2 separate regions of the Mus musculus genome follow, and region 1 is linked to region 2. Evidence: chromatin loops called from intact Hi-C (ENCODE). Cell type or tissue: heart. All regions are shown on one strand.

What was found. Hi-C counts contacts between places; a loop is a spot of excess contacts. Peaks named below come from ENCODE experiments on the same cell type or tissue, not always from the same donor. Only the 100,000 strongest peaks of a DNase experiment are listed, where the experiment ranks them.
Region 1: it touches region 2 in a loop (2.2-fold over the local background); 2 of 42 quality-filtered maps call a loop at or near these places.

What each region holds. Positions count from the first base shown.
Region 1 is chr15:98,914,209-98,922,208 of GRCm38, reverse strand. Lmbr1l (limb region 1 like) reads left to right here and starts at 4,111. Exons shown (of 17, transcript NM_029098.3): 1 at 4,111-4,359; 2 at 6,988-7,072. The coding sequence starts at 4,288. Gm41396 (a long non-coding RNA gene) reads right to left here and starts at 4,240. Exons shown (of 5, transcript XR_001781764.2): 1 at 4,153-4,240; 2 at 3,187-3,296. In heart, no CTCF peak of the experiment used is centred here; DNase peaks (open chromatin) are centred at 3,998 and 4,888; H3K4me3 peaks cover 2,935 bases; H3K27ac peaks cover 2,356 bases.
Region 2 is chr15:98,827,099-98,835,098 of GRCm38, reverse strand. It overlaps Prkag1 (protein kinase, AMP-activated, gamma 1 non-catalytic subunit), which reads left to right and starts at 3,591. Exons shown (of 12, transcript NM_016781.2): 1 at 3,591-3,669. The coding sequence starts at 3,661. It overlaps Kmt2d (lysine (K)-specific methyltransferase 2D), which reads left to right. Exons shown (of 55, transcript NM_001033276.3): 53 at 118-191; 54 at 275-383; 55 at 507-3,430. The coding sequence ends at 599. In heart, a CTCF peak has its summit at 3,705; DNase peaks (open chromatin) are centred at 1,618, 2,237, 3,588, 4,118 and 2 weaker places; H3K4me3 peaks cover 2,613 bases; H3K27ac peaks cover 3,647 bases.

The DNA.
Region 1 (8,000 bases), 87 kb before region 2:
CATCTTGGTGACTTTTTTTTTTTTTTTCCTGAGACAGGGTTTCTCTGTGTAGCCCTGGCTGTCCTGGAACTCACTTTGTAGACCAGGCTGGCCTCAAACTCAGAAATCTGCCTGCCTCTGCCTCCCAAGTGCTGGGATTAAAGGCGTGTGCCACCACGTCTGGCTATCTTGGTGACTTTTAAGTTGCAGTGATGAGGCACTATGACCAAAGGAACTTATAGAAAAAGAGGTTATTGGGGGCTTTAGAGTTTGGAGGGTGAGTCTATGACCATCATGGTGAGGAGCTTGGGTTAGGCAGGCAGGTGGGCATGGCTCTGGAGCAGTAGCTGAGAGCTTACATCAGACCCACAAGCAGGAAGCAGAGAGAGAATGGCTTTTGAAATCTCAAAGGCCACTTCCAGTAACATGCCTCTTCCCACAAGGCCACACCTCCTAATCCTTCCCAGATGGGTTCCACCACTTGGATACTTAGTATTCAAACATAACGAGCCTATGCTCAGTCTCGGGGATGGGGGGTGGGGTGGGGTGTTACACTCCACAATGTATCGGTTTGTGTGTGCGTGAATGCCTCCAGGGGCCGGGACTGTTGGATTTCCTTGGAACTGGAGTTACACCAGCTCTGGGTCCTGGAGCCCTGCCTCTTTCCTCCTCAGGAGCCTGAGGACTTTTAACCTCTGAGCTGTTTCTCCAACCCCCCACTGAGTGGCCTTTTGGGCTGTAGACACATTTATGGTTTTTTTATTTTGGATTTTCAAGATAGGGTTTCTTTGTGTAGCCCAAACTGTACTGGAACTCACTCTGTAGACCAGGCTGGACTCAGACTCAGCCATCTATCTGCCTCTGCCTCCCAAGTGTTGGGATCAAAGGCGTGTGCAGCCACCACTGCCTGGCCTGAACTAGTCATATAGGCATAAGTGACCTTGAGCTCTGTATTCAAGTGCTGAGATTACAAATGTACACTACCAGACTCATTTATGCATTGTTGGGGAGCAAACCCCAGGTTATGTGCATGGTTGGCAGCACTCTGCCTACTGAACTACCCTGCCCCCAGCCTCCTACTCGCTGTTTATCATTCCTACAAGTTCTAAGTTCTATGAAGGAGAAGCTAGGTCCTTCATATCTACTCAACACACCTAACACCTGGCATATCATGGACCTGAATCTTATGCATGGCAGTCAATAGGAATGAAATGCTCTGGTTTGACTCTGAGGTTTTTTTGTTTTTTTGGTTTTTTTTTTTCTGTTTTGTTTTGTTTTGTTTTTCGAGGCAGGGTTTCTCTGTGTAGCCCTGGCTGTCCTGGAACTCACTCTGTAGACCAGGCTGGCCTCAAACTCAGAAATCCGCCTGCCTCTGCCTCCCGAGTGCTGGGATTAAAGGCAGGCGCCACCACTGCCCAGCGAGTCTAAGTCTTTTAGTTATTTTTGATCTATTTTGTTGAGACAATGTCTACTTTTGGTTTATTTTTTGCGACAAAGCCTTGTTAGGTATTCCCAGTTAGACTGGAACTTCCTAACCCAAGCTGGCCAACCTACATCCTTCTGCCTCAGCTTTCAATCCTTCTCTGTGCTGGAATTACAAGCCTGTGCAGACAGGAGTGTGCCCAACCTGATTTGCACTATACCACTGTCATTAAAGCACCACGCTTCTCATAGTTGAAATAAATGTCTGAGGACTCTGGTGGCTTTCAAAAGCACTTGCTGGCCAAGCCTGACAACCTCAGCTCAGTTGCTGGGACCTACACTGTGGAAGGAGAAAATTAGCTCCCCAAAGTTGTCCTGTGACCGCCTCATGTGCACCTGGGCATGAACTTGTTCTCATGCACACACACACACACACACACACAGAGAGAGAGAGAGAGAGACAGAGACAGAGAGAGAAACAGACGTACAAGTGTAAAACTTACAACTGTGGTGTGGTGGAGTGGGGCATGGTGGCACGTGTATTTAATTCCAGCATCAGGAGGAGCAGCAGCTGGATCTCAGTGAATCTGAGGCCAGCCTTCTCTAAACACTGAATTCTGAGAAGGCTGGGACTATAGAGAGGCCTTGTCTTAAAAACAAAAAAACAACAACAAAAAAATGCCAACAACTCAGAATTTGCATATAACGTATGCATATCGCCCAAAATATTTAGAACCAATACTCCAGCACCTATAATTCTCAATACGGTGTAAAAATTATATAAATAGTTTAGGGTATAGCCGGGCAGTGGTGGCGCATGCCTTTAATCCCAGCACTTGGGAGGCAGAGGCAGGTGGTTCTGAGTTCAAGGCCAGCCTGGTCTACAGAGTGAGTTCCAGGACAGCCAGGGCTACACAGAGAAACCCTGTCTCAAAAAACAAAAAACAAAACAAAATTTAGGGTATACCAGCAAGAACACAAAATCTGCACATGTTCAGTACAGACATAATTTTGTTCCCAAGACTTTTTTTCATGGTGTTGGGAATCAAATCCAAGGTCTTGCTCATGCTAAGTTCTTTATCACTGTGTAACATTCCCAGCCCTAGATGTATTTTGCTGTTGTATTTTGAAGCAGGGTCTCTCTTTGTATCCCAGATGTGTTTTTAGACTTGGTCTCTCATTAGGACTTGGGGCTACATGAATAGGGTTCGCTGACTAGTCTAGTCAGCAGACCCTAGGGATCCTCCCGTCCACACCTCCCCGGGTTCACCAGCCTGCACTACTCATTAATTGTGGGTGCTAGGAATGGAACTTAGGTCCTTCTCCTGTTACCAACTGAGCCATCTCTATAGCTACCCCTCCCAAATGGTTTTTGCTTTGTGTTTGAGATTAGCTGAACCCACAGATGTAGAACCCAACAATGCAGAGGGCCAACTATATAAACATAAATGTATACACGGGATGTATTTATTTTGTTTTTGAGACAAATTCTCACCATGTTACTCTGGTTGTCCTAAAACATTATGTAAAGGGCAGACTGGCCATGAATTTATAGATCCACCTGCTTCTGCCTTCCTAGTGCTGAATTAAAAGACGTGTGCCACAATGCCCAGATGGTTTCTGAATCTCAAAGTAGGACTGGGCCAACCTCTATTTTCTAGTTTCAAATTAAAACGTTAAAACGTTAAAATGTTAAAACATTAAAATTAGATAAAGGCTATAAAGAGAACAGCACATAGCAGGGAGTTAATGTTTGGGAGTTAATGTTTTACTCAACCCACTCACCAATATTCCCTGGGATATTTCCTCAGTTTCGGGATAGCCTGGGCCTGGTAATACATGCAATCAACTAGGAAGCTGAGAATTCAAGGGTAGCCTGGTTTGCATCGCAAGACCTGTCTCAACAAAACAAAAGTTTCATGACATTTTTAAAAAGTCTCCTGTTTTTTTGTTTTTGTTGTGGTTTGTTTTTTAACTATTTGTTCTCTAATACCCTAGGCCTTCCACAAAAATAACTGTGTGAAAGCTGTCTGGAGTGGCAGGGAAACTCCAATAACAAATAAAAAAACGCATCGGGCAGTGGTGGCACAAGCCACTAATCCCAGCACTTGGGAGGCAGAGGCAGGCGGATTTCTGAGTTCGAGACCAGCCTGGTCTACAGAGTGAGATCCAGGACAGCCAGGGCTACACAGAGAAACCCTATCTCGAAAAACCAAAAATAAAAATAAAGAAAAAGAAAAGAAAACGCTATGGACCTTTGGGTTACAGGCAGCCGTCCCTTCAGAAGACCCCGTGGTGCTTACATCTTCTCGACGGGCTGACCTGATCCCAACCTTATTCGTTTAAACTAAAATCCTGACGGATACACATCCTGGAACCAACCCTCACATCTCAGCCGTGGACCACAAGGACTCTTAGTTTTAGAACAGCTTCGACAGGCCAAAAACATCCCGCCTCCTTTCCCAGAATGTCCTATCAGCGCACTCCTAGCGATGACCGACAGTCTACGAGGAACCAGTAAGTTCCGCTCCTCTGAAGAAACCCGCCCAGGCCTTGTGTCGTCACTGGGCACCAAGCCTGGCACTTCCGCGTAGCCGGGCGGCGGGTACTTGCGTTGAAACGTGCTTGCGAGTGACCCCACCTTAAAGGGGAGGGGACCGAGGGGGACCCGAGCCCTTTAAGACTAGGCGGGCTGGGGCCTGCCCCTTTAAGGGCGGGGCGTCCGACCGCAGAATCTGAGCCCCAGATTACCTTGAGTTTCCGTCACGGGCAGCGAGGAGAGGCGCTTAGGCTGGGTCCGGGTGCTTGGCGGGCGGCGGCGGCCTCATCCCCGCTCGTCCTCCCCGGGCCCGGAGACACCCCCGCCCCAGTCATGCTGAGCAGAGTATGGAAGCAGCTGACTACGAAGTGCTATCCGTGCGAGAACAGCTGTTCCACGACAGGGTCCGCGAGTGCATCGTGAGTCCGGGACCTGGGCGGGAAGGGGCCGGGCCGAGGTGGGAGGGGCGCGCCGCGATGGAGACGGGAAGTCCAGCTGCCTGGGCTCCGGAGCACCTCGACCCCTGCGAGCGCCGGGGCCGGGCCGGTGAACTCCCGGTCGGGTCGGCTGGGTCCCTGAGCCGTAAACAAAGCCGCCGGGTTTCCGTTCCTCGGCCGCTCGCCCCTCCCCCCGCCCCTTCTACTCCACCCCCGTGGGCGTTCCTGGCGATGGGGGTCCTCTAGTGTGGAGCGTTTGATCCTCTGGAAAAGGATGGATTTGCTTCGGGACAAGTTAGTGTGCGTGTTCCCCCTTAAAAGTAGATGAAGGGCAACCATGGTTGATGTTGAAATGAAGGGAGACTCGGTCACATTGAGCAGTTAACCGGGGACATGCGATGGTGGCGCGAGGGGCGAAGGAAAAGTGGGAGCTGTAGTGGGTCCTCCCACTAAGGAAGAAAGAAGTCCTGTCCGACGAGATGGGGTTGTAAGAAGTGGAGATGGAGGAACACCGAGGTTTCCCCGCCTGTTTTCTCTCCCCTGTAGTAGTGGTTGTTTTCATTCCTTCTGTGATTGAATCCTGGGCCTCTGGCATGCAGCATGCCAAACACAAGCCAATACAATGACACACACCCCGCACGACTTCCGGATAATTTGTTTGACACTCAGACTGGGTTTCCAGCCATCCCGTGTGAGTTCTCATGTGTGGGTGGGGTGGGGTGGGGTGGGGTGGGGGTGGGAGGGTCCCGGGTCCGCAGTGATCCTGAGCGCATCTAGCCTGTATTTCTTATTCTTTAAGCATTAATCTAGAATTGCAGTTGAACTTTCCATACGGCAGTGTACTACTCTAGGGTAGGAGCACCCGTGGGACTTAGGGAAATCTATTTTCCTTGGGCCTGCTTTGAATGATAATCTCTTTGTCTGCTGGGTTTTTTTGTTTTATTTTGTTTTGTTTTCCCAGAGAGCTCTGCACATACTAAATGAAAAGGGAAGGGTTTGGAGGAGTGGAAGGAGATCTTACTGAATAAAGGGGAGGGCTCAGATGGTGTCTTTCTTCATTTTTCTCAGGCTGAGCTTTAGGCTACCCCTTGGCATGCTTAGATTGAAGAAACGGTAAAGGGGACTAGGTCTGCCCTTACCAATGAGGGCATACGAGTATCTAGCCCCAGGATAAGAGTCGGGTAGCATCTCTTCTGTGTTCCTTGGGAGAGGTACACATTGGGGATTGGGCATATCACGGTGGGGGGCCAGGGGGGGGCACATCCAGGCCTTATAAGATACTGACCACCTGGAGGGATGAGGCCGAAGAAACTGCTCAGTATGTGTTTCTGCCTCCTAAGCCATTAGCTTAGGACATCAGCTCCAGCCAGGGGCAAGTGAACGTTTCTAGTGTCTCCTGAATGTGGCTCCCATCTAGAAACTAGAGAACAACCCAGGTAGGAGGTGGGGGTGCGCGCCTTCAGTTCCAGCACTCAGGAGGCACAGGCAAGCGGATCTCTTGAGTTTATGGCCAGTCTGGTCTACAGAGTGAGTTTCAGGACATCCAGGGCTACACAGAGACACCATGGGAGAGGGAGGGAGCGAGCACTGAAACAGCTTAGCCTGTCCTGGAAGTGGGTGGAACCCCAAGCCTGACCTTTTGAGCTCTACTACCCTCTTGGCTGTTAATCAAGTTCAAGACCAAAAGGGGCAGAGAAGGAGCTGTTGGGAAAATTCAGCTTCCATCTTAGTGGCTCTTCCTATGGGGACTTCCTAAATCAAAAGCTATCACTTTATTCTAGACACAGGACTTTCTTGGTCTCCTCTTTGTCACTGTACAGATTTCCTCTAGGGTCTGTTTATCTTGGAGACTAGAAGACACGTGAGATCGAGCTTGTCTGTGCCTACCTCAAATGCAATGACATTTCCCTTTTGTTTTTCTGATGCCTTGGAATGGTGTAGAGATGTAATGCTTGTACTACTTATCTGTCCAAGTTCTGTCCTGTCATTTGGAGGTCTAACCACTCAAGGCCATGTGTAGGTCCTAAGATACTTGGCTCTGAAGTTAGAAATTACTTATGGTAGGGTCTCAGGAGTGACTACTTTTAGAGTGACAGATGACCTGCTCTGGAAATGTTGGGCCCGACTAAAGCCTTCTCTCAAGCTGAAGGGGCCCTGGTTTGGAGTAGAAGTTCTGATTTGCTCTCCAGATGGGATTCTTATGCAGTAGTGCCTGGGGCATACGCTCTCACTACAGCAACTGAAGCTGGGTAAGAGGACATGCCAAGGCAACAGAGGCATCTTTCCCCAAGCCTGTTTCTTTCCTAGAATGTTCTCAATGTCAGCCTCTCTCATTCTATGGCCTGATGTAGGATGTGGAGTATGTGTGTGTGTGTGTGCATATGTGTTATTTCTGCGAGTTCCTCTGCTTGAAGCTTGTGGCTCCAGCACAGTACCAGGGCTGGGTTGGCCTTCTTTTCCCAGGGGTGACCTCTGTTTGGTCCTTCTTAAAGTCCTCCCCTCCTCCCCCGTAGCTTAACTGAAGGGAAGTCACCAATGAGAACTCCACGATGTATGGAGCTTTCTATAGCGGCTATAGAACGTCTCATTCCAGCTTGCTTTTTGCCACAGATCTCAATACTTCTGTTTGCAACACTCTACATCCTCTGCCATATCTTCCTGACCCGCTTCAAGAAGCCTGCTGAGTTCACCACAGGTACTCTGACTTCCCTACTCTCAGCCTTGTTGCCATGGGGTTGGCCTCAGAGGGGTGTGTACCAGTGCATGCTGGGAAAGGGCAGGTGACTACTGGGCTGCTCTGCAGCCTGTGCCTCTTGAGCTCTGTTCTGCATAGAGTTGAGGGGGTGGTAGGTAGGACGCCTAGATGGAATGTCTCCAAGCTTCGGGCTTCTTGTTACTTAATTACTTTATTTGTATATGTTTTTAAGTTAGAGAACAAACTCATGTTTTATAGTGGATTTTTCAAAATCAGATACTTCTTTCTTGGTTTTATTTTATAGACAATTTCTCACGTAGTCCTGCCTGGCCTTGAACTCTTTATGTATCTAAGGATGACCTTGAACTACTGTCTCTGCCTCCCAAATCCTGGGCTCCATGGTGTGGTGCATGCTGCCACGTTCCTGTCCCAGTAGTTTCTCCACACCCCCACCCCCACCCCCCGCCCTTTCTTTTCCTCTGTGAGTTTTCATGGAACTCACTGTGTAGACCTGGCTGGCCTTGAACTCACAGAGATTAGCCTGCCTCTGCCTCCCAGATTCTGTGATTAAAGGTGTGCGCTGCCACTACCACCTGGCATCCATTTAGCTTTTCTTTTCCTCTTTTGTTTTGTTTGTTTGTTTGTTTTGGGGGGTTGTTTTGTTTTGTTTTATGAAACAGGGTTTCTCTGTTTAGCCCTGGCTATCCTGGAACTCACTCTGTAGACCAGGCTGGTCTCGAACTCAGAGATCCGCCTGCCTCTGCCTCCCGAGTGCTGGGATTAAAGGCGTGGGCCGCCACGCCCGGCTCACCATTTAGTTTTTCTAATCCTGTTTCCTCCTGCAAAATGGACATCCTGAAGTCCACTTAGCGCTTTATCACTGGGAGGACCAAATGAGAGCCTTCCATAAACCTTAAGTAGGCGACTG
Region 2 (8,000 bases):
AGTTGGAAAACCGTGCAGGAGGGAGAAGACAGGAGAAATTGGGCCGGTCATGTCAGCTAAGCCTGCTGCCGGGTTTGCTTGCTAACCTAGGTTCCTCCTTCTCAACTGTCTTTCTAGAACCGCGGTATTTACATGTTTCGGATAAACAACGAGCATGTGATTGACGCCACGTTGACCGGAGGCCCTGCCAGGTGAGCGTAAGGACTTAAGTGTCTCTGGTGGCCATGTGGGTGTCACCTGTTGTCTCTGACACTGACTCTGTCCTGCCATCCAGGTACATTAACCACTCCTGTGCCCCTAACTGTGTAGCGGAGGTCGTGACGTTTGACAAGGAGGACAAAATTATTATCATCTCCAGCCGGCGAATCCCCAAAGGAGAGGAGGTAAGAGGAGAGCCCTGACCCTGTGCCCCAGGACCATCACGGCCCCTCTCACACCATCAATCGGGGCCCCTCGCCTACAGCCTCATCAGGCCTGCCTTGACGCTGTCCCCCTTCTCTTTCCAGCTGACCTATGACTATCAGTTTGACTTTGAGGACGATCAGCACAAGATCCCCTGTCACTGTGGAGCCTGGAACTGTAGGAAATGGATGAACTAAGAAGCTTTGAGGCTACCAGGCAGGGGAATTCCCCCCATTCCCGCCTCCTCCCTGAAAGGGACGAGGGGGAAGAGAGGTAGCAGCCAGAGCCAGGACCCAGGGCTAGGGCTCCCGGCTGACCGGAGCCCCTGGAGCAGGAGGCTGGGGCGGAGGACCCTAGGCCAAGCCTACCCTGGGCACCAGGGACAACCTTCTTCCCTGCCACCGGCCCTTAGGCTGGCATCTGCCCCCAGTTCCAGGAGGGGACAGACAGGAGCAGCCGCTGGGCATCTCAGGTTTGAGGGGGATATGGGCCGGGACTACCCAGAAGTGTCAGGGAGCAGGGAGGGGTGTGCGGCCGGGCCTCACAGCCCTGCTGCCTCCACCGACCTCGCTGGCCCAATTCAAGGCTGCAAAGAGACTTGACTAAGCTTGACAATCCCAAAGGCCGGGTCCCACACCTGGCCCTGCCTGCCGGGTCCTGCCCCTACCCTCACCCCCATCCCCTTCCTCTATCTGTCTCTGTCTCCCTCTTTTCCTCTGTGTTTCTGTCTCTCTATGGGTTGTGTTTCCTTGTTTTCCACTCTGACAAATGCAACATGATGGGAAAGAGGCAGCCAGATGCCCAGGAGGGCAAGCCGGGCAAGCCGGGCAAGGAGACCCCGCACCCACACCTACCTCATTTAAGTGTTGGATTTTTTGCTGTTTTGAAATGTGAGACCCTCTCCGAGCCCCCTACTGCCCTGACTCTCTCCCCCACCTCACTGCCCTCGTCTGAGTGGGTGGAAGGGGGGTAGGAGAAGGACAACAACAACAATAACAACAACAAAAATCCATCTTTGTTTTTAATTATGGGCGTGGGATGGCGGCTGAGGCAAATGGTGATGAAGATTGGGGGTGACTGGTCCCTAGTTGCTCTAGGACCTCCTTCTCCATCTGGACATGGAGGCAGGAGGGGCGTGCTAAACCTAGGACCAGGATCTCGCTCTCCTGTTTTCCCAGCCTCATCCCGAGCCCATCTGCCCTCCAGCCCCTGGACGGGGTGTGGGGGGTAGGGTGAGGGCTATCCCTGAGCGGCGTGCCCATACCCAGTGAGGCCGGGTGTGGTCCAGAGCTCTCACTTGCCCTCAGTCACCAAACTGCTGCTGGTCTGGTGGGAATGGGTGGTGATGTGGGGGTGGGGAGCTTAGTGTCAGCGCGGGGAGGGTGGGGGGTATTTATCTATTTATACATGGGATTGTACATAGTCTTGTGGGGCATGGGGGAGCCGGCCGGAGGTGAGAGCCCTCCCCTCTCCCCCTACCCCCGGGGAGAGCAAATGTAAAACTACTAATTTTTGTGCTTTATATATTCTATATAAATATATCTATTTTCTTTTTACAAAACCAGTTTATAAATGGTAGGGGGGTGTGGGGCGGACACATGGAGCTCCCCTTGTGGGGGGGCCCCCTCCATTACCCAACCTACCGCCCTTTCCTCCCCCCCCCTCCCCACCCCCTGGCTGTGACTGCTGTAAGGTGGGGGTATAGAGAGAAGCTGGGTGATTCTTACCCGGGTTGTATAGTTGGACTATGTTATAACGCACAAAGTGAGCTGGCCCCAGGGGGAGCCAGAGGGTGATGGTGCCCTTATCTTCCTTTCCCTTCCTTTCCCCCCCCAAGCTTGTGCTGCAGACGAACCTCTTCCTGCGGGTAGCGGTAGGGTAGAGGGTGTGTGAGGCCTCAGACCCCTCTCTGGTGGAGCGAGGGGATGAAATGACGCTTCTATGCAGTTCTCTCCTAGGGGCTGTGGGCAGAGGGCATTTTGTAATTACTATTTTCAAGAATCAGATTATCTGGATTGTAGAGATGGGCTGGATGGTGGCAAATGGGCAGGCCTGCTGGAGGGGTAGGGCGGTTGCTGTTGTGATTTTAGGTTTTTGTTTTGTTTTAAATTTGGGGGATTGTGGATTGATGGGGGTAGGGAGATTTTTGGGTTTTTTTTTTTTTTTTTTTTTTTTTTCTGGCCTTTTTTTTTTCTTTTCTTTTCTTTTTTTTTTTTTTAAAGCTGCTTCCTCAACTGTTTCAAGCTGCAAATGTTTGAGAATAACAACTCCCCCACACTCCCACGGAAACCATTGTAATTAGACTAGACAGTGGGAACCTGGGCTTGCTGTCCCCAAAGCCACAGAGCTGAACGGTCTAGGCATTAGGTGGGGGAGATGGTCTCCTGTGAGTCAGGCTCTGGTTGGGGTTTGGGCCCTAGAACTGGGAAAGGAGAAGGGGCAGACTTTGTAAGCATATGCTAGGTATCCGATAGTCCTGTAGAATTTAGTGAAGAAACCTTATACAGTTTTTAATTTTTATATAAACTATAACTCAGACCCACGCTACAAGGTTGGAATTTTGGTTGTTGTTGGTTTTTTTTTTTTTTTTAAAGTACCCTGCCTGTATAATTGCATCAGAATCCCACCCCCAACCCCGCCCCCTGTGTTTGTATTTTGGGTTGGTTTACACTTGCACTCAATTTTCAGTTTCTCCCTTTTTACCTTCTACCTTCACCTCCAGGACCCTCCCCCTTTAAAAAAAAATAAATCGCTGACAAGTGTGAACCCGTGAAGAACTTTCTTTTGTGTTGTGTGTATCCTGTACAGCAAGGTTGGTCCTTCGTGACAACGGATGAAATGGTTCCCTTTTTTAAAGCGCTCTCTCTTCCTCCACCCCCAGCGCCCCTGTCCTTGGCATGTTTTGTATCAGCGATCATTCTGAACTGTACATAATTTATGTTGCGAGAGGCAAAGGGCAAGTTTTGGATTTTGCTTCTTCAAAGTTTGTTTTTAAACGATAAATAAAAAAAGAACATTTTAAATACAAGTGCCTCTGTCCCATGACCCTCGCCGTTGGCCAGATCTTAAGGTCCTGGAGAGCTGGGAGAGGAAGGTTACCCAATAAACCAGGCTCAGCCACCGCCGGAAGGGTGGGTTCCCCGCCTTCCGCCCTGCGGCTGGGGTCTGACGTAGGCGGAAGTGGTGCGCGGCACCGGATGTGGGGCGGGGTCTGGCGCCAGGGAGCTTTCCAAGCTGAGGAACTGGCGGGCGCTAGCAATGGAGTCGGTGAGTGGCGCAGGAGGGCGGCGGGGGGCGCTGTGGAGCCGGAGACCCCCCGCTAGGAGCCGGGGAAGGCCGGCCCGGCTTGGCGCTGGAGTCCGGGACTCCCCTTCCTCTGCTCGGGTGGGCGCCTCTCCTAGGTCTGGGCCACACCCGTGCCCGCCCGCCCGCCCGCCCGCCAGGGGTCCGCGGTACCCTGAGAGATAGGGAGCGGGTTGTGAGCTTGGAGCCCCCTGCCCATGAGTGCCTCAAGTCCTTTCCGAAGTTTGCATGAGAGCGGGGTTGTGATCCCGCGTATTAGGTGAGCGAGCCCGGCTTGCAGGGAGCTCCAGGACCCCGTTTGTGCGATTGCTTAAGCAATTGTTGGCATCCTGCGAGGTTCCATTCCTTTACTAAGCCCGAGAATTGAATTTTCCGCGAAGGAAGGAATCCAGGAGGCCACTGTGTCCCCTGGACAAGTTTAGGTCGTGTCCTGATCAGTGACGCTGTGCATGCGTGTTGACAGCTCGTTCTTGGCGAGCACCGTCGGCTCGGCTCTTTACAGATGCGGTAGGTTTATCTGCTACTTACTTGTTTGACCGACCTCATTCGCAGGAGCTTTCTCTGCCACTCCGAAGGCCCTCCCATCGACTTCCTGCTCCGTAGTTTTTAACCGAGTATCTTCTGAGGGCAGCTTGGGGTTTGTCTTCCCCCACCATATATCCATGTAATACTTGCAGGTTCGCTCTTCTTAGAATTGCGTTTTCTTTGAGTCAGTTACTTGGCCTGGAGTAAATTCTCTCCCCCTCCCCCCCCCCCCGCCCCTTTGTGTGCAGAGGAATAGTGTAACTTAGTTTATAAAGAAGGAAGGATAAAGTGGTAAAATGGTATGCAGGTGGTCCTCTAACCAAGGATTTTGTTTTTCTACAGAGAAAGCATTCTCAGCAAAAGTAGTTTGATTACATTAAATTTAAAACAACACGTTTCTAACTTGTAAATGTATTATTTACATTATAAGTGAACTGTGAGTATATAGTTCTAAAGCAACTTTTCTCTATATTTACGAATTTAGCCCTTTGCTTTATATATACTGGAGTACAGAGAGACAGAGATGAGAGGTACCGGGAAGGCTGTTAGTTAAGGTAGACTGTAGTAAGTACTGTCCTTAGGGCTTTTTTTTTTTCCCCTCCCCTGAGACAGGGTTTCTCTGGGTAGCCCTGGCAGCTGTCCTGGAACTCACTCTGTAGACCAGGCTGGCCTCAGAACTCAGAAATCCGCCTGCCTCTGCCTTCAAGTGCTGGGATTAAAGGTGTCCTTAGGATACAGACACCTGACTAAAGGAAGGAGAAATTACAGTGAGCCTAGGAGCAGAGTTCAGCCCATGGCTCAGTAGTGTTGAAACTAGATTTTGATGATAGTGTAAGAAAAGGTGGCTAAAACCAAGTTGGAAGTCTCTCTCTCTCTCTCTCTCTCTCTCTCTCTCTCTGAGACAGGGTCTCAGTAGGTAGCTCAGATGGTCTGCACAGTGTGGCTATGAGCCATCACTCGCTTGGGCTGTGGGCTTTTATAGTAAGGGGGCCAGTGGGAGATTTATGAGCAAGGCAGGCGGTGTGCTTGAGAATATTCTTAACAGCTTTCTGTGAATAGACGAAACCACTTCAGAAAGGAAGTTTTGTTTTGTTTGGTTTTTCTTTTATTTTGAAGTGTAAGAGAGAGAGAGATAGACAGAGACAAAGAGTGAGTGAGAGTTGGAGTGGGGAGGTGCATGGAAGGAATGCAGAGGCAAAGGACCATTTTCTGGAGTTGTTTTCTTTCTACCCTAATGTAGATTTGGGGATCAAACACAGGTCACCTGGCGTATGGGGTAAGCTCTTTTACTCACTGAACCACCTTCCAGGCCTTGGGAGGTATTTTCTCCAAATGAGCTACTTTGGCTAGAGAACCTGATCAAAGTCTAAAGCAAGGAGGCTATAGGTGTGGAGCAGGGAACGATGCTGGCTAAGGCGGAGCACTCTGGGCAGGTGGAGGTGTAGCTTACAGGAGGGCTCCTCACTTTGCATGCCCAAGGCTGTAGGCTCAGCACTGCCTTGGGCATGCACTCATTCACTGAAAGTTCAGGAAAGCTTACAGCTGGTGCACGGTGAGCAGCAGCTGGGAAAACAGACAGGTTTGGGGCATTTCTGACCTCAGAACCTGACGTACCTCTAAGGGAAGCAGAGCTACAGTCCCAGGCACTGGAAAGATGGCAGAGTTGCACTGAGGAAAAAAAAACAAACCGAAAGTCACAAGTCGGGAGGGCGTGGTGGCGCACACCTTTAGTCCCAGCAGTTGGGAGGGGAGGCAGAGGCAGGAGGATTTCTGAGTTTGAGGCCAGCCTGGTCTATAGAGTAAGTACCAGGACAGCCAGGGCTACACAGAGAAACCCTGTCTCGAAAAACAAAAAACAAAAGTCACAGGCTAAGAACAGGCTCGAAGGACAGATATTTGTAATACTTTAGTATTACGAGCTGGAGAATTTTTTTAAACTGCAAATTATGTACATTATGTAAATTATGTACTCCCTGTTAGGGGAGTCAAATACAAAGTATAAGATAGTTGAAGACTTCTGGGAATTTATAATCTATTTTCATAGATTATGTGCTTAGATAGTCTTTGTAACATTTGAACATAGATCATGAGTTTGGAAAGCAGTTGTGTCTTAGGTAGGATCTAGCCTCCTTCTCTGTAGTAATACTTTGCACGTGTGTGATACAATGATGTTTTTGGTTCCCTAAGATGGTTTGTTTTGGGTGTTTTGTTATTGTTTTGAGTCAGGGTCTAATGTAGCACAGATTAACCTTTGAAGTCACTTTGTAGCTGAGGTTGGTCTTGAACTCCTAATTCTTCTAACTGTGCCTCCCGAGCACTGGGAATACAGTGCATACCAGCCCTGTCTTATTAAAGGAAGAGGGGAGTGGCCATAACTTTCCCACAGACAGGAAGGGTGAAGTTGTGTTTTAATTGTTTCTGTGGTGGTTGTTTAATTGTGTCTGACTGTTACCTTTGTCAGATTGTTACAATGTGAAATCACCTGGGAAGAAAGCCTCAATGAGGGGTTTTCTGTGGGCATGTCTGGAGTATTATCTTAGCTAAGTGCTGTGGGAAGAACTAGCTGGCAGCCATGAGCAGCAGCATCCTCTAGGTAGATGGTCCAGCGTTGAATGAGTGGAGAATGGAAACGGTGCCGCAAGCAAAGCCTGCAAGAGAGACTACGTCCATTCATTCCCCTCCACTCGACTTCAGTTCAGCTGCCTGAAGTTCCTGCTGCTGTAACCTCCACACAGAGATGGGCCGTGTCCTGGAATTACCCTCCCCCAAATTGCAAATTGCTTCCTCCACCACCACCACTCTAGACCAGGCTGGCCTTGAACTCAGAAATCCACCTGCCTCTGCCTTTCCCAAGTGCTGGGATTAAAGGCGTGCACCACCACTGCCCGTTTGCAAATTGCTTGTTATCAGGGTGTTTTACCACACCAACAGAAAAGAAACTAGCACTGAGGCTGACTCTTATGTGTAAGAGATATGTGTATCTCTGGCTGGGCATCTCCATCTCTCGGTCTTAGGTTTCTGTTCATATCTGTTTACACCATTATTAGAGATTTTTTTTTAAGTGTAAATTATGCCCAATGATAGGGGAGTCAAGTACAACATATAAGATAATTGAAGGTTTCTGGGAATTTATAATCTGTTTCTATAGATAATGTGCAAAATACACTGTAGCACAGCGCCCTGTGTGTTGTGAGATAGGTACCAGCCCTTTCAGAAGTAGCTGCTCGCCCTGTGTCGCGTGTGAGAGCTATTGTGTGCATCTTTACCATGGAAGTGCGCCCTCCAGTTTTAAACAGTGAGGCTGTTGTCATTCCAATAACCTTGTCAAAAAAAAATGCCAGAGCCGACTGATAGTTTTATCAAGCCCAGAGAAAAGAGAGAATTAGTCTCCTACCTGGTATACTGGAAGGAGATTTAGGGCTGTCTTGCCCCCTGGACCCTGTTTCCCAGCTGACTCTTTAGGTTCAACCCCAGGCTTTTAACTACACAAACTGTAACAGTGAAGTAATGTTTAAGTTTATGTAGGACACACTGCCCAGAGCAGACAAAGCCAAAGTATGAATGACAGTAGACACTTTGATGATCGCTTGGTTCCTACATAGCAATGCGGTTTCTGAATGTTCCACAGAGAGAGCTCTGTGAAAGCTTGTTTGTGTAAGATCGCCTTTATCTCAGACTTTGTCAGGAAAGGAAACTCTGCATCCAACCCTTTGATTCCCAAGGGTGCTGAGAGAGCCCCAGCCCCCAGTTGCAGATGGTCCTTATCATCC